Regions from separate parts of the Mus musculus genome. Here all the other regions are linked to region 1. A link is a loop called in an ENCODE intact Hi-C map of the cell type or tissue named here. Cell type or tissue: left cerebral cortex. All regions are shown on one strand.

Region 1 (5,000 bases):
TTAGTAATAACAAAAATTACTTAATTTGGGCCAGCAAAACAACTTAGTGGATAAAGACACTTGCTGCCATGTCTGACAACCCAAGTTCAATCCCTGAGACCCACATGATGAAAGAACTGACTCCTGCAAACTGTCCCTGCCTTCCATGCTTGTGCATACATGCACACACACATACGTGCGAGCAAACACACACATACACACTAAATAAACATAAAAATTTAAGTTTATTTACTCTAATACATCTTGTTATCCTACCAGGAAATCATTAAAATTTAGAGTGAGACCCTCACACTCATATTTTTGTGCTGATTGTTGTAAATTATTCTCTAACCTCCACATGCAATGTCCACACTACATGTACATACAAAATGAGAAATGTAAAAACTTTTTAAAAAATTACACTGAAAATTGAAAGTACTGAGGTAGACAGGCAGATAGATCCAGGGACTTACTGGCTGACTAGCAGCCAGCTTAGCCAAAAGGTGAGCCTCAGGTCTCAGTGACAGGGCCAGCCTCAATGAAAGGGCCAGCTTCAGTGACAGGGCCAGCCTCAGTGACAGGCCCTGCCTCCAGACACAAGAGTAGACTGCTTCACATCGACATGCATGTATGTGCATTCGCCTGCACACACATGCAGACACCACACACACACACGCATGAATACACATGCACGCACGCACACACACTCACACTCACCTGCACACAAAAACACATACTGATCTACAAAAAATTCAGTTCCTCAGGTGTGCTAGCCAACCTTGTGGGTGTGCAGTAGCGCTACGTTGAGTCTGGGAGTAGACATGCAGGCCTAAAAAGTGGCAAAGCTATTTGGCAACTGCCCACTCCCACCACTGGCATTTGTATCTATGATTGAGTTTATCTGTATATTAACGTCCAAAGTATTAGTTATGAGAATGGTGCTACGGGCTGCAACCTCATTACTGTAGCTTACTCTCTCAATTCCAATGTAGGTAAAGAAAGGAAATCTTCAAATAATTAAATAAAATTGTGATGTAGTACCTAACAAATGAAATACACTAAAACATATTTGTGGGATGAATACTCTTCTTCATTGCCTAAGGAAAAATTCAGTTGTCTGCGGCCTATGTAAGTCCTTAGTTACTACTTTTGTATTAAGCATCTCAGTTTATTAGACTTTATAAAGAAAGAGAGAGAAAGCCAGGAGTGGGACTCTGTTCAACTGTGTATGTATTAGAAGCATTACAGTATAAAGAACATAAACTTTGCATTCAGACAACCTGGATTCAAATCCTGGTTCTATCATTTATTACATGTGTGATCTTTGTTTGCTAAGTATTGGCTACTCTATGGTTCAGTTCCCTCTTTTGCAAAACTGTCACAGAAAATAACACAGAATTTGTATACGACACTTGGCACACAGTAGCTGTTCAATGACAATCTCCGTTAGAGATGCCAAAGTTGAAATTAAGACTAAAGTCGAAAGTGGGGCTTTCTTAATGTTTCCCCATTTCCCGTATCATATACCTGCAAGGGGTTGGAGGTGGTGGTAATTTGAAGTTCTCAAAGGGAATACCTTTCCATGCTGTCGAATTTACTAAAAAAAGGACCTAAATAAGAAACTTTATCTACTCACCACGTAATTATGCAGCACAGGGGCAGCCAAGCAAACAGGAAAAACACGAAGCTAGAGAGGAAGGCATTTGCCTTACCTGCTTTTCCGTTTTCGGGGTGGTTTCTCCACTGTGCCAGACAGTCTACAGACCAAACAAATGAGACCCGTAACTAAGACAACACACCGTTTGCCTTGCCTTGCCTGTGGGGCACTTCATGTACCACCCTCGGGGGGCCACAGGCTGACCACAGGTTGGCTCTGCCTACCCGTGACCTTACAGACACCCCACAGGCAGGGCTTCCTTCCCTCCCACGACCAAGCGCCTGGGACTCACTAGTCCCCGAATGCTCTCGGTTCCCTGCCCCAAACGTTCGGCTCCCCCAACCACCCGCCAGGTCGGCCTCATTGTCTGCCCAGAGCCGCAGGCCCCCCTAGCTCCCCTCAGACACGGCCCCGCCCCTCAGACCCGGTTCCCCGCATTCCTTGGCTCCCCGGTGGGGCGCGCGCCCTCCGCTCTCGCCCAGCGCGCCCTCGCTCGCTGCCCCGAGAGCTGCTCTCCCTTGGCGCCCCCGAGATGCTGAGTGCCTGTACCCCCGCCCCTTCAGGGCTCGGCGCCTAGACACCACCGCCGCCACCCCCAGGCCCGCTCTCTGGGCCCCTCGCCCCTAGCCTCCGCCTCGCCACGTAGCCCACCCCACCTGGGGGCCAGGCGACTCCGCGGCTGCTGGGACTGCCGGGCTCCTCTGACCATCCGGCTCCTGCTCCGCCGCGGGAGATGCTCCGGCGGCCGCAGGGCTCGCTCGGGAAGCTGAAGCGGCGGAGGCTGGAGTAGGCGGAGAGACAGGAGGAGGGCCTTGCGCCCCGGCCAGGCTTGCCGCGGGGCTCGGGCCCGTCCCCTCCTCGCCTCTCCTCGGTTTCTATTGGCCACAACGGCAGGGTATCTAGAAATCCGACCGCTGATTGGGTGCTTAGGCCGTCATGTCCCGCGTGGCCCACCCCGAGGTTTGGTTGAGACTGCAGGTGGCGGCAGAGGTGCCTTAAAGACTGCTAGCAGAGCGAGAGGAGCCCTGAGCGCCTCCGTGTGCCAGAACGGGGACTTACATCTCCGGCGCCAGACACCTGCCTGCAGGTTCTCTTTGGCTGGCATCCTGCATCCCTGACACCTCCCAGACACCTGCTATTTCCTCCGCCTCCGCACTGCTCCAGAACCAAAATCAAGCGCAGCACTTTCTCCAGATATATTCAGAAGTTCGAGGGCAAAGCAGCTCTCTCTCTCATAGTCTTCTGAATCACCTCGAATGCGGCTTAATGTCACCCTTCAAAAGGGACTCGGTCTCAAATTGTAGGGATCAAGCAGTTTGGCTGCAGGAAAGATCCTAAGCTTGGATGCAAGCTTGTAAGAAAGCAGAATTTCTTTAATTACCTCGAAAAAAAAAACAACAACAACAAACAGCATTGCAAAAAGAACCAATTACAATAACCACAAGGAATGTATTCCATTTTGAAAAGCCTAAAAAGAACTGCTTCTTGTATAAGCTAGCCATTCTGTGCCATTCCAGATGATTAAAAAATCTAACCAGCTAATCATTTTTGGTATAAAATTTCACTGCATTTTTTGACAGACCTAAGCATGCAAAACATTACATGCATAAGCATGTAAATACAATTAATACTAGTAATCTTTTCTATTCTGCTCTAACAAAAAGCTATCTTTGAAAATATAGCAGATGTATATGTAATGCACCCGAAGAATTTAATTCTTAAGATCTATGCAAATCTGTCTGGCAGATTCTAAGTTCATTCCTTCCATTTGGGAGAAGGCATAAAACTTTCTCTTGGGCCATTTTCATTTTATTAGAACACATTTTGTTAAAACACACACCAACAATGTAGTGGCAGATATATGGCTCAGCAGAGTAAAAGGTGCTTGCTGTTCAAGCCTGATGTTGTGGCTTGTCCTCAAACCCAGAGGAACGCTTTCGATGACTCTCTGACCTCCACATGCACATGACACACACACCTGCACACACACAGCACACAATAGCAAATAAAATGCATGAGACGTATCTCACAAATCTCCACAAGTGGATAGTATCCCAAATATTGAGATAACTACTTTTTCACAAATGTATTTGGTGCAAGGGGTTCTCCTTTATTCCTACATGATTTATCTTGCACCCATCTTCGATGTGGAATGGCCTTTCTTTTATGAAACAATGGGATGCTGCCAAGTTATAGCGGGATTTATTTTTGCATTGCTGAGGAGCTACTCTTACTGAATTTATGAAAGGGGGAAGGAGGAGTAAAAAAAGAGGGAGAGAGAGGAGACGAAGGGGAAGAGTATGAGTCGGGTGAATGCAATGGCATTTAGGCGGCTAGAGGACAGCTCTCGGGACTTCTCTCCATCACGTGGGTCCTGGGGAACTTGATCTGTTAAGCTGTCTTGCTGGCCCACTGCTGAGGATGTAGCCTAGGACCCCCAGCATGGGCTCCTTCAGAAGTGCATTTCCAGATGTTGTCAGGATTAAAATTTTTTATGTGTATGGGTGTTTTGCCTCCATGTAGCCTGTATGCCACATGTATATCTGGTGCCCATGTAGGATTCCTGAGACTGGAGTTACAAATTGTGATTTACAGGTTGTGGTTGTTGGGAAATGAACCCCAGGTTTCTCTGGAAGAGTAGCCATCTCTCCAGCCCTGTTATGGGATCTTAAAAATAGCTTTGACTAGGGAAAATATCAAAAATTTGCTGTTCTCCCCCAAATGACATAACCCTAGGGCCACCAATCATGTCAATTTTATCCTATTTCCATTTACTTTTTCAATCCAGCAAGAAGAAATTAAGGATTTTCAGGGGGCGGAGCCCTTAAATAATCTTTCCAACATTTCCCCTAATTGGACAGTCTTCTCTGAAGCATAGACAATCTGTCAACAGAACTGCTGCTCCCAATTGTTGAGCCTTTCTATAATGAATACTTCATGTTGTGTCCAAGTTCTATTATCTCAGCTTCTGGGCTCTTATATAAACTATGCATATTCTATTACGCCAGTGCACTATTTCATGTCTCCTTCTGCATCAAACACTTCTTTTAAATCCCTTTTATTTAAAAGGCTACACTGTGGGGCTGGAGTGATGGCTTAGTGGTTAAGAGCACTTGTACTTGCAGAGGACCTGGGTTCAGTTCCTAGCACCGACATGGTGGCTCACAATCATACCTAATCCTGCATTTGATGCCCTCTTCTGAATTCTGCGAATAACATAAATGCAGGCAAAACCATTCATTCACATAGGACAAATAAATTTTTTTAAGCTATACTGTTAGCAATATTTCACTCTGGGTTCCTCCCTAAACACACTGATTTTGGTTGGGTCCTCAGTACTGGGCATTTTGTGGGTGCTATTTTT
Region 2 (5,000 bases), 61 kb before region 1:
TGATGAACCTCTGAACCTGTAAGCCAGCCCCAATTAAATGTTGTCCTTATAAGAGTTGCCTTGATCATGGTGTCTGTTCACAGCAATGGAAACTTAACTAAGATATAAATCTACCTTCTTCACTTACTTGAATGAGCTATGATCACTACTGCCCACTCTTCAGCCCTCCTCATACCAGTCTTGTGTGGTATGACACTGTTCCTAAAATCCTGATCACTTACAAATCTTCTGTTTTTACAATGTTTTCCACTGGCTTCTCATTTACTTTAAAACCTTAGTGTCTCATCTCATGTGTGAGAATTGTGGCCAGTACACTAGGACTCAAATTCAACCACCTTCTAACTCCTAATTCAATATTCTCTTTTTTTAGCATTTAAGATAGCAATCTAGATTTCTTTTATCCCCTTAGTACTGAGATTATATGCAGGCATTACACATACTAGGCAAATAGTCTACCACTGATCTCTATCTACGACTCTAGATTTTCTTACATTGACAAGAATCATAGCATTTTGTTCTTGAAGCAGAGGGAGCTTTAAGAAGGTATTTTAAGCCAGGTGGTGGTTCATGCCTTTAATTCCAGCACTTGGAAGGCAGAGACAGGTAGATCTCTGAGTTCAAGTCTAGTCTGGTTTCCAGAGGGAGTTCCAGGGAAGCCAGAGCCACACAGAGAAACCTTGTCTTGAAAAACAAAACAGAACAAAACAAAACAGCCCATGCTCTGTACTCAGCTGGACACGTTAAGATCTAAGAAGATCTGTCTTATCTGACCTTGGAGAATTAAAAATAACTGATGAGTGAGTAGGGGAGCAGGGTGGGGGGAGGGTATAGGGGACTTTTGGGATAGCATTTGAAATGTAATTGAAGAAATGAAGAAAATATCTAATAAAAAAATAACTGATGAGAACAGACCAATCTGCTCTACTATTTAATATGACATTTAAATTGCTAGATTTTGCAAGAAGCTTTGAATTTACTCAGAATCTTCCCAAAACAGAATGAATAACAAAAGAACAAATTAAAAAAAAATCCACAGAAAACATTTTTCATTGACATTAACTTTGGGTCCCCAAACAGTAGATTTGTGTCCTGAGATCTGAGCATAAAGAAAAAGCCCAGGGTTCTCACCTAATGATGCTTTTCAAGGACACACATGAGAGAACATAGTCCTCAGAGTAAGTCAACCCTGCCTACGTCCCAAGCTTGGATTCGCAGCCTCTATTAATCGGGAGATAATACATACCCACTGCGTGAGCATCCAGCCTACTGTACTTTGCTCTGGCAACCCTCAAAAAGAATATAACAAATGACAAAAAACCCTGACAATTTCCAAAATGCAGGTGGTTGGTGACAAATTGCCAACAGCCAAATGCCTGTATGCTGTCAGTCTCTATAGAGATGTGAGAAACCAAAAGGAGACACATGATGGACCATCAAAGACGTGGACCCAGAACAGCCAATACTGATTAACCAGGGAGCACTGTGAGGATAGAAGCCTAAACTGTGTACAGTTTGGCCTTAGCCATGAGCCACAAAGTCACACAGAAGGAGTCCTAGAAAAGAGAATTTCAAGTCTCATCTGAATTAAGATGCAAGCAAGTATAAAACAGTCACTGAACCCAAGGATATGAAAAGGAATACAAATATCTTGGTAAGTTCTACACAGATAATATGCTAAAACAGAACTATTGACACACTGAATCAAATAACACGTTTATTAATGTTTCTTTTTACTTTAAAGAGGGTAGTTGGAATATACAATTACATTTGAAGCTCACATTTTCTTTATTAGCCCCTTTTTCATCATCATCATCATTATTATTATTATTATTATTATTATTATTTATTTTTCTGCTGATCTTATTGTGTGGTCCTAGCTAGCCTGGAATTTGTGGTGATCTTCCCTGCCTCTGCCTCCCAGGTGCTGAGATTACCTCTTTGCCCATGTCCAGCTCACATTAAATTTCTATGTCACTGCTTTTCTAGACCATGAACCCAAGATGCCCAATGCAGTGCTTGTCTATGCCAAATGCATACTTGACTCTGGGAAGTGGTATAAGCCACATGAACTGAGAACATGAAGCACACGCATGCACAGATGGTATTGCTTCTGTAATAACTACTAATTTGCAGAACTGGACTCTGGGAGAATATTAAGAAAGAGGAGCTTGAGCTGGGTGGTGGTGGCCCACGCCTTTAATCCCAGCACTTGGGAGGCAGAGGCAGGCAGATTTCTGAGTTTGAGGCCAGCCTGGGCTACAAAGTGAGTTCCAGGACAGCCAGGGCTATACAGAGAAACCCTGTCTTGAAAATAAAAAAAAAAAATAAAAAAAAAATAAAAAAATAAAAAGAAAGAAAGAGGAGCTTGGCGGTGGTGGCTCCTATCTTTAATTCCAGTACTGGGGAGGTAGAGGCAGGTGGATCTCTGAGTTTAAGGCCAGCCTGGTCTACAGAGTGAGTTCTAGGACAGATAGGGCTACACAGAGAAACCCTGTCTTGAAAAGAAAAAATAAAAGAAAGGAAGGAAGGAAAGAAAGAAAGAAGAAAGAGGATAGAGAAAAGGGACAACTGGAACAAACTCTTCATTTCTCAGCTCTCTCTCTCTCTCTCTCTCTCTCTCTCTCTCTCTCTCTCTCTCTCCTCCATCCTACTCCAAGGCTTGCTTCAGCTTTATCTATTTACCCCTATAGAGTACATAGCTAGGGATGCAGAGGCCTCTGCTTTTCCAAGATACCACTATCACTTGGAGACACAGCTGCCTCTCAAGCTTAGTTCTAAAACTGCTGCCTGGAATAATCCCACCAACTATTAGAGTCTACTTCCAGTTTTAGTTGCCATGGCAACCAGAACCTGGCACGCACTTGAGTTTTTGATCATTTTCTGAACGTATTCAAACCTTTTTAAAAACATTATTCTCACTCCATGACTACTATACCTACACATTAGCACTATCATAAGCAAATCACCATTCACTTTACCAATTTCTTATTCTCTGGAGTGTTTTCTTACACAGAATGGAAAGAAGAGCTAATTACTATGCATATATTCCAAACAGGAAATTTCTATCCAGAAAAACATTCTGTTAAGATAATTACAGCTGGAGAAACAAAAGGCTCTGACAACTCAAATGAACATCCCAATATATGATGGAAAGAAAAAACTCCTTAAGACTTACCATACAGGCCTCAAATAAAACGCAAAACCTTGAAGCCTTTCATGCATTAACAGGTACTCTGCTTCTTCTTCTTTTTTTTTTTTTTTTTTTTTTGAGACAGGGTTTCTTTGTGTAGCCAAACTCAGAAACCCACCTGCCTCTGCCTCCTGAGTGCTGGGATCAAAGGCGTGCGCAGTACTCTGCTTCTAAAAGATTAAAAACTCCCATAACAGAGAGTACCAGGGAGTTTCTGTATCTTTATTCTGAGTTCAGGTCACATGAATATGTTTGTCTGTACTACTCAGCTATTAAAAACAATGAATTTATGAAATTCTTGGGCAAATGGATGTATCTGGAGGATATCATCCTAAGTGAGGTAACCCAATCACTTGATATGCACTCACTGATAAGTGGACATTAGCCCAGAAACTTAGAATACCCAAGATACACTTTGCAAAACACAAGAAAATCAAGAAGAAGGAAGACCAATGGGTGGATACTTCATTCCTCCTTAGAATAGGGAACAAAATACCTATGGTAGGAGTTACAGAGACAAAGTTTGGAGCTAAGATGAAAGGATGGATCATCCAGAGACTACCCCACCCGGGGGTCCATCCCATAATCAGCCACCAAATGCAGACACTATTGCACATGCCAGCAAGATTTTGATGAAAGGACCCTGATATAGCTGTCTCGTGTGAGGCTATGCCAGTGCCTGGCAAATATAGAAGTGGATGCTCACAGTCATCTATTGGATGGAACACAGGGCCCCCAATGGAGGAGCTAGAGAAAGTACCCAAGGAGCTGAAGGGGTCTGCAACCGGATAGGTGGAACAACAATATGAACTAACCAGTACCCCCAGAGCTCGTATCTGTAGCTGCATATGTATCAGAAGATGGCCTAGTCGGCCATCAGTGGAAAGAAAGGCCCATTGGTCGTGCAAACTTTATATGCCTCAATACAGGGGGAATGCCAGGGCCAAGAAGTGGGTGTGGGTGGGTAGGGGAGCAGGGCATGGGGAGGGTACAGGGAACTTTTGGGATAGCATTTGAAATGTAAATAAAGAAAATATCTAATTAACAAAAAGAAAAAAGAAAAACATACTTAGGCTGGAAAGATGGCTCAGCATTTAAGAGCATAAAGTGCTCTTGTAGAGGCCCTGACCTCCTTGCCTAGCACCCATATTGGGTAACTTATACCTGCCTATAAGTCCAGTTCCAGGGGAATCCTGTATTTCTGGCCTCCTAGGACATCTGAACTTGCATTCACAAATCCACACATATATACAGAGTTAAAAATAAAATATTAAAAAATCTTTAATTTGAATCTAAAACTACACTGCAGTTGTGGTTATTGTTCAGTGGTGCAGCAAATAAGCACTATGCATGAAGGGCTGTAGTGCATTTCCAGCACTGTGCCACCCCAAACCCCTCCCCTCAGAGAAACACGAAAAGCTCTCTTCACCAACTCAAGAAAGAGAAAACAAAAAGAAACCTAGCAAAGATGAGCAGCATCTCATCTAGCAAAGATGAGTGGAAGGATCATTTGGGGAGGCCGGAGTCAGGAGATGACAGCACTGCACCTAGGTGCCGCTTGCCTGTTCCCTCAGCTGGGTACTGGTTCCAACCACCAGTAGATTTCATGTGCTCTGTGAGCACTGTGATTTTGTTTTCCATTTAAACCAACATAAATCTAGGAAGGAAACAATCAAAAAACTCCCTAAAGACAGCAAGGTGCCCCAGTGGATACAAGTGTTTGCCGCACAAACCAGGCAGTCTGAGTTTGACTCCCAGAACCCACAGGAGGCTTACATGGCAGCCTACAACCATCTGTCACTCTAGTTCC
Region 3 (5,000 bases), 50 kb before region 1:
TATATGAAGTAAATTTAAAGTAAACTCACAGAAACAGGAAAACTCTGGGGAATTATGGACAGAGTAGGTAATTTCTTACAATTAAGAATGTCCTAAAGGATAGGGATGTGGCTCAGGCATTAGCATGGTTGTCTAGCACACATGAAACCCGGGATTCATTCTTAGTACCATGGAAACTAAGCAAGATGGTGTTTGTCTGGAATTCAAGGTCATCCATAGTATGTTTGAAGTCAGCTTAAACACATAAGGCCCTGTCTCTGAGAAAATGAAGCAAAGCACTCATAAAGGATTAATTAAAAAACTATAGAAAATCCATACTTTCCGGCAAAATGCTATTATTGCTACCATGAGATTGTGGGTGTTGTTACCACAAACATCTCTGATACAATTTTTTTTTTCTAAGTCAGGACCTCATTATATGATCTCCTGCCACAGCCTCTTAAGTGATGGGATCCAGTTGTACTATGACTATAAAATAGTTCTTGCCAGGCATTGGTGGTGCATGCCTTTAATCTTAGCACTCTGGAGGCACAGGCAGGCAGATCACTGTGAGCTGGAGGCCAGCTTGGCCTACAGAGAGAGTTCCAGGATAGCCAGGACTTCACAGAGAAACCCTGTCTTGAAAAACCTTAAACCACCCTCCCCCCAAAAAGGAAAGAAAAAAAAAAAAAAAAAACCTAAGTACTTAAACTGTTGAGGTCTGTTCTCCACCCCTTCCCATAGGCACTTTGTTTTTTGCCTGCCAGCTATTTCATATTGTTGTAATTTGCCTGCCAGTCATTGACACAGAAAAAAAATTTGACTCATAGCAAGGTCATGCTGATCACTTATGTTGTTATGTTCTGAGGGTTGTTAATCTTAAGAAATTCCACAAAGCTTTACATAGGATCCATCAAATTAAAGGTCAATATGCACTGTTATATCTAAAATGGCTTGAGTCAAGAGCTGGCACTGAGAAATGTTCATAGCAGTGGCTCAGCCTCTGAGTTCTGAGCTATGACCCTGATTGATTAGTTTCAGGATGTGAGTTCAATAAACTATCCCTGTTTGACTGTTTTGTGGGGCGGCTGTTGGACCCCAACAAAATAAATAACACTAAGAAGGTGGAGAGGCCAAACATGGTGTTCATAATTTTAACCCTAGCATGTAGGAGGTAGAGACAGACAGATAGGTTCAGGCCGGCCATAGCTACATAATGGAAACCTTGTCTCAAACAAGCAATAAAGTGAAAAGGCAAGCCATCAAGAAAATGAAGATTTTGTAATATGTGTATCTGACAAAGAACATGTAAGTAAAATAAGTGAAAACCCTGTAAAATTAGTAAGATTTTTACAAAAGAACCAAAAAATTGTTTTTTCCAGAAAGATCTCTTAGGGAGGGATGTTAGCAACACTTTACTGTACTTTTAAATTTTTATTCAAGGACATGTGTGTATACATTGATATCAGTCTGAGTGTTATGCCATGTGTGTGCAGTGCCTATGGGGGTGTCAGACCCCTGGAACTAGAGTTATGGGTAGTTCTGAGTGCTAGACATAGGTGCTAGGAACTAAACAGGAACTCTGGAAGAGCAAGTGCTCTTTATTGCTGAGTTACCTCTATAAACCCAACAGTGTATCTCTTAAGCTGGCATTAACACTGCCAAATTTTGTTAAGTTATAGAGTTACTATTTGTCTACTTTTTTGACTAGCATTTTTGTTCTTTTGAGAAACCAGTTCACTATATATCTCTGGCTGGCCTCTAATTTAGAGATCTGCCTGCCTCTGCCTCCTTAAAGGTGTCTACCCACCCCCCCTCTCACCCAACCCCTGGAGCTTTCAGTCTTTTATTTCCTTAAATTATGTTTTTAAAAAGGTGGGGGCAGAGGTGGTAAAAGCCTTCCTCAGCCCTCAGGAGGCAGAGGAAGGTAGATCTCTGAGTTTGAGACAACCTGGTCTACAGAGCAAGTTCTAGGATAGCCAAGGCTACACAGAAAAAACCTGTCTCAAAAAACAAAAACAAAAACAAAACAAAACAAAACAAAAACCCTAAACTAAACAAAATAATAAAAAATGATGTTGAGAAAATACCTAAGAGAATGGATAAAGCAGGTTCCATAGTTAGTATGGAAGTATGTGGTTACCCAAATCACATGTATAGACGGGAAAGCAAAGAGCCCAAAAGGCATTAACTGTTATGGGTTTATCTCCCAAAAAAGATATATTCAAGTCCTAATCTCTGGTCTCTATGAATGTCTATAAGTAAGACTTTTAGGTACAAAGATATAAATGCAAAGAAATACTGTAGTACAGTGGGTTCTTCATCCAATGTGACTGCTGTCCTCATAAGAGACAGCCACACAGAGACGAGACAGCCATGAGAAGTCATGGGGAACAGAGGCATAGACTGGAATTATGCAATTGCTCACCATGGAATGCCAAGGACACTAGCACCTGCCAGAATTTTGGGAGAGTGAAGAACAGCTTCTCCCTCTGAGGTCTTTAGAGGACTCAACTCTGTAACACTTTCATTTTGTAACATTTCATCTGGCTCAACTCTGAAAGCTTAAATTCCTCTGATCTTTCTCATCTTAGCTCTAATTTGTATTTCTTTGACAACTAATATTCACTGACCTCTTTTTTGTTCCAGCAAGCCTAACGGGTTCACAGACACAGAGTTCTAACACGAGCTGTGAAGAGGGAGGACAAGCGAAACTGCAGCAAGCAGGACAGCTGTTCCACGCCTCAGCCCACTACATACAGGAGAACTGGTAGATTACTGACCTACACTGCTTACACTTTCCTTTCACAAGAAGTCTTTCAATAAAGCAACAAGAAAACTGCTATTTCTCGGAACTGGAGAACTCATTCAGCAGTTAGTAGTGATATTATTTTTCCAAAAGACCCATGTTTAATTCCTAGCACCTTTGCTGGGTGGCTCACAACCATATGAAACTCCATCTCTAAGGAGATGCAACGCCTCAGCAGGCACCTGCAGTCATGTGCACAAAGCCCCACACAGACACACATACTTAAAATAAATCTTCTAAAAGAGATTACTTCTAAAAGTAAAACTTGCTACTCTTGATTGAATTCTGAGTAAGGAGTTGGAACATGAAAGTCTGAAGAGAATATGGATAAAATGAAGTGTCTTATAGAGAATGCCCAGGACACAGCATGGGGAGCAGCAGTGGACAGAGACAACTGAGTACTCCTGCCCTGACACTTAGCAGTGATGTGATTAAGCAAAAAGAATTAGCTGCCACTTTCAGTCCATCACAAATAGGTAATTTCTTCCTGCGCAGCAACCTCAGAAGACTGTGGAAGAGACCAGGTAGAAAAGAAGGCTTGAAAGGCTACAGAATAGGTGTCACCACCATTGCTACACTGCAGTTAGCAACACTTCAAAACAAGGCTGCTCCCCTGATTAGACTCAAAGGGAAACAGGCTGACAAAAATATGTAACTGTCGAGGGGTGGGGGTAGGGGGGTGGGGGCAGCTCCTGGAGAGATGGCTCAGCAGTTAAGAGCACTTGATAGCTCTTCCAGAGGTCCTGAGTTCAATTCCCAGCAACCACATGGTGGCTCACTACCATTTGTAATGAGATCAGATACCCTCTTATGGTGTGTCTGAAGAGAACTACAATGTACTCACACACATAAAATAAATAAATAAATCCTTAAAAATTATGTAAGTGTACACTCAATGAAATATAAGTACATTGAAAGTTTCATTTTGAAAAAAAAGTAAAATTTATGGAAATTATGTGCTTAAAAAGATCCTGTATTCTTAAGGCTACTTTTTTGGGTTTTGTTTAAAGAAACATGAAAAAGGGGATTGTAATCATGTGTTTTACCAACTAAAAATGTAATACGTAGTTCTCCTTGGTGAAGGCCATGCCCATGCTATAGGTGTCTCCTTCTTGAGCTCTTTTCTCTTAACTCTAGTGATTAAAATCATACTCAACATCTCTGAATGAGCTCTAATTCTGCTTTGAAAAAGAAATTTAATATTAGTAATATATATTTTATGATACCAGTAGACAATAAGATGAATTAATGGATATAAAACTTGCTCTATAAACTATTATATATTCCAAAATTGTTAGTTATAAAATTGTCTCAGTTTGCCTACAAAATAGAACACAAATTGAAAAATACTACATACAAAAAACTTTAGAGTCAAGTGTGCATGTCTCTGGGAGTTGTGCTGACTCACTTGCCATGTGGAGCATGAGAGGAAGAAAAAGCTGCTCTCGGTGCAGATGGTGTTCTTATGGATCAACGACAGATCCCCAGAAGCAGCTTCCTAACAGTGGGAAGCAGTTTCAAGCACCAAGAAAAGCATGAAATTACCATAGAGTATGTATAAAGCATTTCTAAAAGAAGCGTGTTTATGGCTTAATCCTGAATATTATTAAAGTTAAACTAAGCCAGGCAATGTGAGCACACACCCATAAGCAGAGGGTTCATAGGAGAGGCAAGGAGGAAGAGTTTAAGGCAGGCCTCAGCTACATAATGAATTTGGAGTGTGCCTAGGTTACATGAGACCCTGTCTCTAAACCCCCAGACCAAGGACTAGAGAGACACTAAATTAAGAGAATACATTGTTCTTCCCCCTGAGGTCTATGACACCTGCATACACTGAGAGAAGAGTGTTGTGTACATGGTACCTTACATCTGTTTGGAACTGACCAGGAAAAAAAAAAACCCTAAAAATACTGCCATCTACATGTGACAAATTTGCTTTTCTGTATTGCCAGGTTTCATCTGCAAAAAGCTGGAAACAAAACAGTTAAGGAAAGAAGGAACAATTCCTCAAAACAGAAAGGCGAGCTGCTGAAAGCAGTTACAGCACTTTCACTTTTCACATTCCACTGTATGAGTATGAAACACTGTTTTCATTAATCTATTAATTTAGTTCTGTGACTAATATGAACAATGCTGCTATGAAATTTGTGCATTAGTTTTTCTAGATGTACACATGTTCACTTCTCTTGGCTATATACTCCTTAGATGTGCT
Region 4 (5,000 bases), 93 kb before region 1:
ATCCAGCTCTCTATATCCTTAAACATTAAAAAAAAAATCAAGCTACATTTTAATATTCCAGACAAGAATATAGAGAGAATATTTTGTATATTGTATGGATGCATCACCTATCAACTAAAAAGCCTATTGACTATAGCTTAGGCAGGAAATGGAGGTAGGCCATTCTGGAGGCAGAAAGGATTCTGGGATAGAGCTAGAGGGAGGCCCAGAAGATGCGAAGAGACAAGATAGATGCATGGTTCCTGAGCACAGATAGCCAGCCACATGGCAGAATGTAGGTTAATATAAACAGGTTATCTTAAGTTATGATTCTTGTCAAAAAGAGCTTAGCTGTATGGCTAAGGTATTTGTAAATATATTTTGAGTCTGAGCCTTATTTCAGGGAGCATGGGACTGAAAGGGAGAACCAGGATCTAACTTCAACACAAGAAAGAAGGAAGTCTTTCACTCTGTTTTATATTCTTTGGACACTTTTAAGTAAACCATCTAGGCTGCCTGTTAAATATGCAGATTAGCTGGACCACAGATCAATGGACTGTAATGCCCAAGTTCAGGAACATGTACTCAAAAGCCTCTGCTAAGGATTACAGTTTTTGGCACGTACACTCTTTCTCATCACATCAAAGCAGACAATGTGTACATTTGTATCAGTATTAATGTAAATGTACATAACAAAACAAAACTGGGGGGCTGGAGAGATGGCTCAGGGGTTAAGAGTGCTGACTGCTCTTCCGAAGGTCCTGAGTTCAAATCCCAGCAACCACACGGTGGCTCACAACCACCCATAATGAGATCTGATGCCCTCTTCTGGTGTATCTGAAGACAGCTATAGTAATAAATAAGTTTAAAAAAAAAATGCAATGTAAAGTCCTTTAAAAAAAACACAAAAAACAAAACTGATATCTTACTGGTTAGTGAGTATCATCCAACCTCAATATAGTTCATAATAGTTTTTGGCTTTAACTGAAATATGAAAATTATATATAATTTATATGTTATCACACTAAATTAATGAAATATCTGTTTCATATTTGGCTCAAAGTAGTTTTTAGCAAATTAAAAAAAAAAACACCATGATGGCTATCTTAGCTGTCATTTTGATTATACATCTGGAATGAACTAAAACCCAAATGGCTGGGCACACCTATGATGGACTCTTAATTAGACAACTTGAAGTGGAAGGAATCACTTCTAACTTCATCTTTGAGGTGGGAAGACCCACCTTTAATCTGGGTTACATCTGCTGGGAGCCTAAATAAGGACATAGAAGAAGGAAGTTCTCTTTCTTTGCCTGCTTGTTCTTGCTAGCAAGTCCATTCCTTCACTGACATTAGAGCCCATTTCTTTGCTATTCTACTGTATTCTGAGACATCCAGCCTGTGGACTGAATCACTACTCAATTTTTAGACTTTCAATTGCCAGAAAACCACAGTTGGACCAGCTGGACTACAGCCTGTAAGACAGTCTAATAAATCTGCCCCCATACACAGATTCATTCTGTAAGTTCCATTGCTCAAGAGAATGGATACTAAAGTTATAGTTAACAGTTTCTATCTTTTTATGATTTAATTGTTGATTACATGTTTAGGTGTATGTTCACATGAGTGCAGGTGCCCATGGATGCCAGAAGCAGATGTCAGATCCTCTGGAGAGGTAGGGAGTTGTGAGCCATTTGGCAGGTGCTGGAAACCAAACTGGTTTCCTCTGGGAGAGCAGTATGCACTCTGAATCACTGGGCCATTTTTCTAGCCCCCCTCTAGCTTTTGTTGCCCACCTTTCAATTATCTGTAACCCCTAGTCTCTAACAATGACCTTTCATACCTCTGAGCTAGATATTTTAAATTTCTACATGTAAGTGAAACTATGCAATATTTATTCACATTTCTATATATAGCAATATTTCATTTTCTTTGCACCTAATCTCCCTTTTAAAATATATCTTTAAAAATTATGTGTGTGTGTACATGTAAGTGCTAACTGAGGTCCACAGAGGCCAAAGGCATTACTAGGTCCCCCCTTGAGCTGGTGTTAAAGAGGCTGTAAACTACCCAGCACTGGACCTTTCTAAAAGCAGTATGTACTCTTAATGCTTTTTTTTTAAAAAAAGATTTATTTATTATTTATATGTAAGTACACTGTAGCTGTCTTCAGACACACCAGTAGAGGGCGTCAGATGTCATTACAGATGGTTGTAAGCTACCATGTGGTTGCTGGGATTTGAACTCAGGACCTTCTTAAGAACAGTCAGTGCTCTTAACCTCTGAGCCATCTTTCTAGCCCCCGTACTCATAATTCTTGAGCTATCTCTTTAGCCCCAATCTTCTTCATTTTATTTGCTTGTTTTTTCTTTTTCTTTCTTTCTTTCTTTCTTTCTTTCTTTCTTTCTTTCTTTCTTTCTTTCTTTCTTTTTTTTTTTTTTTTTGTGGTGTTGTTTTATTTTGTTGTCGTTGGTTTTTTTGAGACAGGGTTTTTCTACATAGCTCTGGCTGGCCTAGAACTCACTATGTAGAGCAGGCTGGCCTAGAACTCATAGAGATGTACCTGCTTCTGCCTCTGGAGTGCTGGAATTAAAGGTATGTGCCATCTTTATATATTTATGTTGTGTATGTATGTGGCATGAATACATGTGAGTGCAGTTCCCAAGGAGTCCAGAAGAGGGTGTTGGATCCCCTGAAGATGAGTTACAGGTAGCTGTGCTCTGCTAAACATAGGTGCTAGGAACTGAACTCAGATCTAGAAGAGCAGCAAGAACTCTTACTGGCTGAGCCATCTTTCAAGCCCAACACTCACTTTTCTGATGCTTTAACTGCTGAGCTACCTTCCAGCTATATATTTCAAATATAAATATGTATTAATTTAATCATCTCTTCACTCATTTGGAGACATGAATGACTTTGCTATGAAGCCCAGACTGTCTTGTACTTCTAATTGCTAGGATCACAGGCATATGGCATTATACTTGGTGTACTTTAAACCTGCTTACCTACTATCCATCCATCCATCCATCCATCCATCCATCCATCCATCCATCCACCATCCATCATGTGTAACACCCACCCTCCCCACCCCCAATAATTTAGAGGTCAGAAAACAGCTTGTGGAGATTCAGTTCTCCTTCTACACTGTAGGTGTATGGGACTGAACTCAGGTCATCAGTCTTGGTGGCAAGTGCAATCCCCTGCTGAGCCATCTGGCTGGCCCTTATTTTTAACTTTTGGATGAAAACCCATACTGTTTTCCTTAATAACTGTACCAATCAAATTATATTCTTCCAAAAGTTTTTAAGGTCTCTCTGCTCACATCCTCAACAATATTTGTGTTTTACAACAACAACCCTAACAGATGCTAAGTAATAACTTCTCATGGTTTTAATTTGCATGTCTCAGATGATTAGCGATGCTGTGCATGTATTTTTATATATTTTATATTTTCTAAATAATTTTCTAAATAAAATTTTATTTTCTAAACAAGTAATTTAAAACTAAGGTGAGTAACAGTATCACATTTGGCTTGGGAACCTTTTAACTATGACATGAATAATTTGAAACATACACAGGCCTAATCTCCCTTCTCTGCTTTTCAGTATGAAAAGTCCAGATTTAATACAAAGTATTATTATATAAGCTCACTGCTAATGAAAATCAGACTTTTGTCTTTCAACTAGAGGAATTCTAAAGATTGCTCTATGCTAGAAAAAGTACAAGCTTTCACACAAGAACACAAATAAGTGCTATCAACAGTAGTCTAAGGGAGCCTGTGTAGTAGGAAATTAAGTTCCCATTTCTCTTTAATATTTTAAGAGAATTTTGATCCCTAGAATGAAAACAGACACTAGAATACATACCAGTGCATTTCCTTGTGAGACTGATTTCGCTTGTGGATAGCATCTCCATTGATAATGTCCCGGTTACTATTAGTAAGTACACCTCCAAAGTCATAAGGACCTAAAAGAACAGAGGGAAGAAACCTAGAATTCAATTGGAGGGTAACACCAAGTGATCTGATGCCCAGGTTCAAGAGCATCAGTGAATCTCCCTTTGACAGAATCACAGAGTATTCTCTTTAAATTTAACATTATACTATAATGAAATATTAGATGATCTCAGCACATTGCCTTCAACGTTTAAAAAAACACTAAATTGTTTACTAGCTTTTCAAATATAATATATTGAGAAACAAAATAAGAATCTATAGCCAGGCATGGAGGCACATGCCTTTAATTCCAGCACTCAGGAGGCAGAGGCAGGTAGATCTCTGAGTTAGAGGCCAGCCTGGTCTACACCGTGAACTCCAGAATAGCCAGGGTTACACGGAAAGACTCTGTCTCAAAAAATTCCACTAAACAAAAAACACGAAACAAATAAACAGACAAAACCTCCAGCAACAACAACAAAAACAATAATCTATAGCATCCCATTAATTTGGGTGGTAAAAAAGGGATGGAGACCTGGATGTTTAAAATAACATTTATAGGACATTTGAGAGGAGTCATGGTGCGGACACAGTATTGGTGGTGTAGCCAGAAGCCAGAGGCCTCAAACCAGACCAATGACTCCTTGTGACAAATACTTACAAGTAAAGCTGCATGGGCAAAGGGGCACACTGTGTGACAGACTGACACACCACAGTTTCCAGGTGCATACTGTGTGACACACCACAGCTTCCAGGGGCATACTGTGTGACAGACTGTGACACACCACAGCTTCTGGGGGCATACTGTGTGACAGACTGTGACACACCACAGCTTCCAGGGGCATACTGTGTGACAGACTGTGACACACCACAGCTTCCAGGGGCATACTGTGTGACACACTGTGACACACTAGAGCTTCCAGGGGCATGCTGTGTGACAGACTGTGACACATCACAGCTTCCAGGGAAAGAGTTTTGTTTTGTTTTGGGGGAGAGGTTGCAAGGGTAGAGGGCAGATACAGAGGACGGGAAAATGAGTGGGACTGGGGTACATCATGTGAAATTCACAAAGAATCAATAAAAAGTTA
Region 5 (5,000 bases), 130 kb before region 1:
TCAGTCTATGTAAATGTACAAGTTATATAAACGGAAAAACAAAGTACATAAGGGGAAAAATGGATAAAAAATAACAAAGCAAAGGCTAGTAAGAATGAAAGATGAGCAGGGCAGTGGTGGTGCATGCCTTCAATCTCAGCACTTGGGAGGCAGAGGCAGGTGGATTTCTGAGTTCGAGGCCAACCTGGTCTACAGAGTGAGTTCCAGGACAGCCAGAGCTACACAGAGTAAAAAAAAAAAAATAATGAAAGATGAGAGATGCAGAGTTTTCTACATCTATAAACTAGAAAAAGCACAAAAGAATCTAAAAACTTTTACTGGAAAGATTTCTTGTAGGGGTACTTAGGAAACATATACTGACTCTATCAAACATTCAAAGAACGAGAAGACACTTACAAAATCATCTCCAGAGTCAGCTCCCATGGAGGCCACAGACTCCTTGCTCACAGAGCGTGGGATCCTTGTTGTGCCGCCTGGTCTCTGAGCAACAGCAGTCTCTTCTGCAATTTTCTTCTTTAGTTTTGCAAACATTTTTGCTGTGTGGATATCTTTCAGGGTTAACTAACCCCTAGACTTCTCAGTGAATGAAATTCATTCACACCTCCAGGCTAGCTGCATCCCACTTAAATGTGGGCCAAAGAATTTTGGCAACACAAGATCTATAAATCAGAAGAAAGAGATAGCTCCAAGTTAAATAGCTGTCAGATTCAGGCTTCAAAAGTGGTTTCATAATAAGCACACACACACACACACACACACACACACACACACACACACACACACGAACATAATTATTAAACATTTAGAAACACTCAGGTGCTTCACTTACATGTATGAATAAGGGCATCTGGTCTGAAGGAGGCAGAATAACCTGCCAGGACTGTATGGCTAAGTATATAGGGCTAGTGTCTGGACACAGAGCTGACTCATCAACCTCAACCTTTTGTTTTAGCAATGGCACATGTAAAAATTTCCAGGTCAACAACATGTAATTATGACTTAATGTTTCAAATCTTTCTTCTAATAATATATTTAATAAGAATTTAGTGTTTTTTTTTCCTTAAGTCAAAAGATACAAAATATGCAACTCAATCTCTGGTTTTTAATCAGGTGCTTCCTCCTAGGAGGGAAAAGTTACAACATAGAAAAAAGTGACCAAGAACCCAGACTAACTATAGTTATCAGATGCTCTTTAACTTTTCTCACCCATGTGGAAATGTCTAATTTTCTTTGTGCTTGATAATATTACATCTAGCCACAATTTCTTCCCATATGATAGTTAACATGAGATTCAAAATTTCTTTCCTTCAATGGTATATAAAACATTACTGGGCCAGGTATGGTGGTGCAGAGGCAAAAGGATCTCTGTGAGTTCAAGGCAAGTCTAGTCTACACAGCCCCAGGTCAGCCAGGGAAGGCTGCATAGTGAGATCTTGTCTCAAAAACAAAACAGGCCGGGTGGTGGTGGCTCACGACTTTAATCCCAGCCCTTGGGAGGCAGAGGCAGGCGGATTTCTGAGTTCGAGGCCAGCCTGGTTTACAGAGAGAGTTCGAAGACAGCAGCCAGGGCTACACAGAGAAACCCTGTCTCGAAAAACCAAAACAACAACAACAACAACAACAACAACAACAAAAAACCAAACAAAAACCAAAACAAAACAAAATAAAGCAAACTCCTACTGTTCTGTTTCAACCTTATCTTTTCACGTCTGTGCAGGATACACTCTGTTGTAAGATGACAGATGACGCCTTACCACTTCAGGTTAGCCATTAAGCCTATGAAATCCTTCAAAACTTTACCCCCAATATCTGTAAACCACTGTACTCACCTGTCTTATCTACTATATTTAAAAGAGTATGGAGGTCAAAGTCACTGCCCTGTGTAAAAACAAAGATAAAATAGGTTGGATATTTCAAGTGCCGGATGAAAACGTTCAGCGGGAGAGGGACAAAAGAAGGGGGGGGGGGCAGGGCTGAATAAGTGGGCAAATACACCTGGCCACTATTGTACTACTGTCAGTGAGACGCTCCTCAGTCCCAGTGGGCAGCCTAAGAATTTCCACCTTTAAGCAGAAAGAATTTCTTCTAGCACTGGTGCCAACACTCATGTCTCCCTAGGAGTTCTGAGCAAAACATCTCGAATTAGTTGCCGGCTTCCCAGTGACAATATTTAGTTTTCAGCCGATTCTCACAGCTGGTCAGGCTTGTGGTCTGGTCCCTGAGCCCTTACTCGCACTAAGTTGCTAGAACGACAGCAAAGTTCTGACAGATGGTTACGGTTCAGAGGTGCAGGTCACCGCGTTTTGGATCCCACTCCCTCTGGCTCGCTCTGGAGGCGCAGCCCTACTAGGGCTGTCAACCAAGGGAGGGGCTCAACCTCTGTTTGACAGTAGGGAGACTGCGCCCCTGAAAAGAGTGGCGGCTTGGCTTAGGTCGCGCAGGGCAGCTCCAGACCCCCAGGCCAAGGGGGCAGCCTTCGCCCCGAGTCCCCTGGCACCGTCCCCAGCCCTGGGTTGGGGTCCATTGTGTCCCCACCTCGCGGTAGAGCGCCGGAGGCCATGGGAGAGAGGGAGGCCTACTTGCGTCCAGGGACTCCAGTAGTGCACTTGCTGTGTGGGAGCAGCCACGCCTCCGCGGACTCTCGAGGGCGCTTGGCCCCCACCTCAGGCCGACGAGCCGAGCACCGACCCGGAACCGCACGTTTGCCGCGCGCCGGAAGTGGCAGCGCGTCGGCTTGGTTCTCAGCGCGCGCATGCGCCCGTGTGCGATTCAGCGGCGCGCAAGCGGGGGTGCTTGTGCCGTTGGGCTGAAACGGCTACCGGGCGCGGGCACCTCTACCTGTGTTGGCCGGCCACTGACACGTCAGCGAGAGGCACCGCAATCTGGCCGCCCTGGATCGGCACCTTCCCTTCTGAAGAGGGAGGAGCCCCGTGGCGTGCGGTACCCCAGGGCCAGCTTTGGGGCTACAGGAAAGTCTATGCTCAAAAAAACGACACCGGGCACCTCTCAATCCGAGTTGCTGTCGATCATGTTTCATACAACTGAAAGAAGTTTCTAGAACCTTTTATCCTAGTTCTGCCCAAGTAAGATTTTCGTATTTCTCAAGTTTCAAGCTACGCATTGTACATTATAGCAACTTCAGTCCTGCCCTAGAAGCAACCCCAGCCTGTTTTGTTGATTCCATCTATTCCAGTTTCCTCTTGTCCCAGTTGTAGCAACCAGTTAGGGAGAAAACAAATACTTTATAAACAGTAATCTCAATCTACAAAATAGTTATACGCGTTAATCTGTAACTCAAGACAGCTAAAGCGCCTAAGATTTACCCCAAACAAGGAAACAACTGTCAATACTAAAGAAATACACAAAACTTTAAGCAAATAATGTTTATTTTTATATTGATGATACACTTAATATATACGTGATTCAAGATACAAAATTCATTTACAAGAGTTCACACTAGATGAATGTATACACATTCCTAGAGAATATTTATCAATGCAAAATTCTTTATTACACTGACCACAAAAAACAAAAAAAACCCCACAGATATTCTGTAATCTTGTTATTTAACAAACATCAAAACAACGTTTTATTTTCCATCCTAGTATTTATGTGCCCTCAAAGTGACAGGCACTGTGTAACAGTTAAGAATATTGGAACGCCTATGGAATCTGCTCTGTAGAATCACAGTGTTTACTCTGAAATTCATGTAGTGAAGAAGTGAAAGGCTCTAATTGTTTATGACAAATCACATACACAAGAGTTAAGTGATCAACTCAAGAAAATAAATGTTCAAGAACTTGACAATTCCTAAGGTCTATAAAATGTTTACTGTAACAGACAAAACCAGAAAATGACTGTTGGAAAAGAACAAAAGCAAATTAAAATCCTTAAGAGAATGTATGGTTTAAGCAATTTAGAAACACCACAGACAAGACTTTTACAAATGTTCAAGTCAAATGATACAATAGAATTTTCCCCTTAGTCACTGTGGTAAAGTCTCTTCAAAATTGACCAGTAACACATAAAATTTGTGAATCTAAACAATCTACTGCATATCAGAGCTGACTGACAGGTTTATTTGAAAGTATTAACTCACAATACCCAAATTTTAATACAAATGAACAAGACTGTCTCATACAGGATAATAGTGATGTGTGAACAACTAGATAGGCAATCAGCTTTATTTGTACGACAGAGAGCACTTGAATAAGGATTGTTACATGAGAACTGTTGTGCTTCAATCTGTTGAGAGCTAATAAATATAACTCTATAATCCCTACAGGGTTACAATTCTATAACATTTCAGTTACAGACAAGCACATTTAAAAAAAAAGTGTTTCACACTATTAGAAAGTCAAGTATAGTTTCTGCTATTTCAACAAGTGCATTTCTGCCTAACATAGTGTAGACAACAGATTCACCATTAGTTTCAGGGTAAAAGAAGATCAACAGAACTTTTTAAAAAAAAAACCACCCAAAACCCTTGATTTAATTAACTTTTAGTGATACTTTGAATAAAGCTAATTGACACTAAGTCTTAAAATGGAAACTGCTCAGAAAATAACAAAGTTCTCTTAAATTAGTTATACTAATCTTTACAGCAAAGTAAAAATATATGACTTCTAACTACTTCATCTGATTCAGTGACAAATGCAACTACTACTTATATTGGTGCTACAAAATGAGGGTAACTTTTTTGGGGAAATTCCTTCTCTTGTAATCTCTATAAGCATTTCCTACTCTGTAAGACCTTCCTGCCTCAATTTTAAGAATCCTACAACATACAGGACTCGAGCTGAAGAGCAAGGCTTATAAAAAAAAAGTTTGGAAAACTAGCGATTATAGTCTATGCGGTAAAAAGAGTATTTCTATGCAACTACAAATGGCCACATAAATCAAGTTCTAAATTACTGTGTTGAACAACACAATGTAATTTAACGATATAATAACTCTTAAAAAACAAACCCATTCCTTAGGAAACGGTAACAGAACTTATA

What was found. A loop is a pair of places that touch in the nucleus more often than their neighbours do. Peaks named below come from ENCODE experiments on the same cell type or tissue, not always from the same donor. Only the 100,000 strongest peaks of a DNase experiment are listed, where the experiment ranks them.
Region 2: a loop joins it to region 1, with 2.8 times the contacts of the local background. A loop is called at or near these places in 3 of 42 quality-filtered maps.
Region 3: it touches region 1 in a loop (2.0-fold over the local background); 3 of 42 quality-filtered maps call a loop at or near these places.
Region 4: a loop joins it to region 1, with 2.6 times the contacts of the local background. A loop is called at or near these places in 2 of 42 quality-filtered maps.
Region 5: a loop joins it to region 1, with 4 times the contacts of the local background. A loop is called at or near these places in 14 of 42 quality-filtered maps.

What each region holds. Positions count from the first base shown.
Region 1 is chr2:39,188,298-39,193,297 of GRCm38, forward strand. Scai (suppressor of cancer cell invasion) reads right to left here and starts at 2,433. Exons shown (of 18, transcript NM_178778.3): 1 at 2,293-2,433; 2 at 1,692-1,736. The coding sequence starts at 2,345. In left cerebral cortex, a CTCF peak has its summit at 2,637 (motif pointing right); DNase peaks (open chromatin) are centred at 2,574 and 3,733; H3K4me3 peaks cover 2,558 bases; H3K27ac peaks cover 1,396 bases.
Region 2 is chr2:39,127,295-39,132,294 of GRCm38, forward strand. All of the region lies in intron 3 of Scai (suppressor of cancer cell invasion), which reads right to left. Among named protein-coding and RNA genes, the nearest start is that of Gm30067, 50 kb to the left of the region's middle. In left cerebral cortex, no CTCF peak of the experiment used is centred here; a DNase peak (open chromatin) is centred at 2,830; H3K27ac peaks cover 194 bases.
Region 3 is chr2:39,138,322-39,143,321 of GRCm38, forward strand. The region is part of intron 2 of Scai (suppressor of cancer cell invasion); the gene reads right to left. Among named protein-coding and RNA genes, the nearest start is that of Scai, 50 kb to the right of the region's middle. In left cerebral cortex, no CTCF peak of the experiment used is centred here; DNase peaks (open chromatin) are centred at 2,445, 2,739, 2,941 and 4,250; H3K27ac peaks cover 3,397 bases.
Region 4 is chr2:39,095,532-39,100,531 of GRCm38, forward strand. It overlaps Scai (suppressor of cancer cell invasion), which reads right to left. Exons shown (of 18, transcript NM_178778.3): 13 at 3,845-3,944. The region is part of intron 2 of Gm30067 (a long non-coding RNA gene); the gene reads left to right. Among named protein-coding and RNA genes, the nearest start is that of Gm30067, 18 kb to the left of the region's middle. In left cerebral cortex, CTCF peaks have their summits at 2,123 (motif pointing right) and 2,672 (motif pointing right); no DNase peak of the experiment used is centred here.
Region 5 is chr2:39,062,846-39,067,845 of GRCm38, forward strand. Golga1 (golgi autoantigen, golgin subfamily a, 1) reads right to left here and starts at 2,696. Exons shown (of 23, transcript NM_029793.2): 1 at 2,536-2,696; 2 at 1,830-1,878; 3 at 397-659. The coding sequence starts at 531. Scai (suppressor of cancer cell invasion) reads right to left here. Exons shown (of 18, transcript NM_178778.3): 18 at 3,369-5,000. In left cerebral cortex, no CTCF peak of the experiment used is centred here; a DNase peak (open chromatin) is centred at 2,713; H3K4me3 peaks cover 1,818 bases; H3K27ac peaks cover 1,306 bases.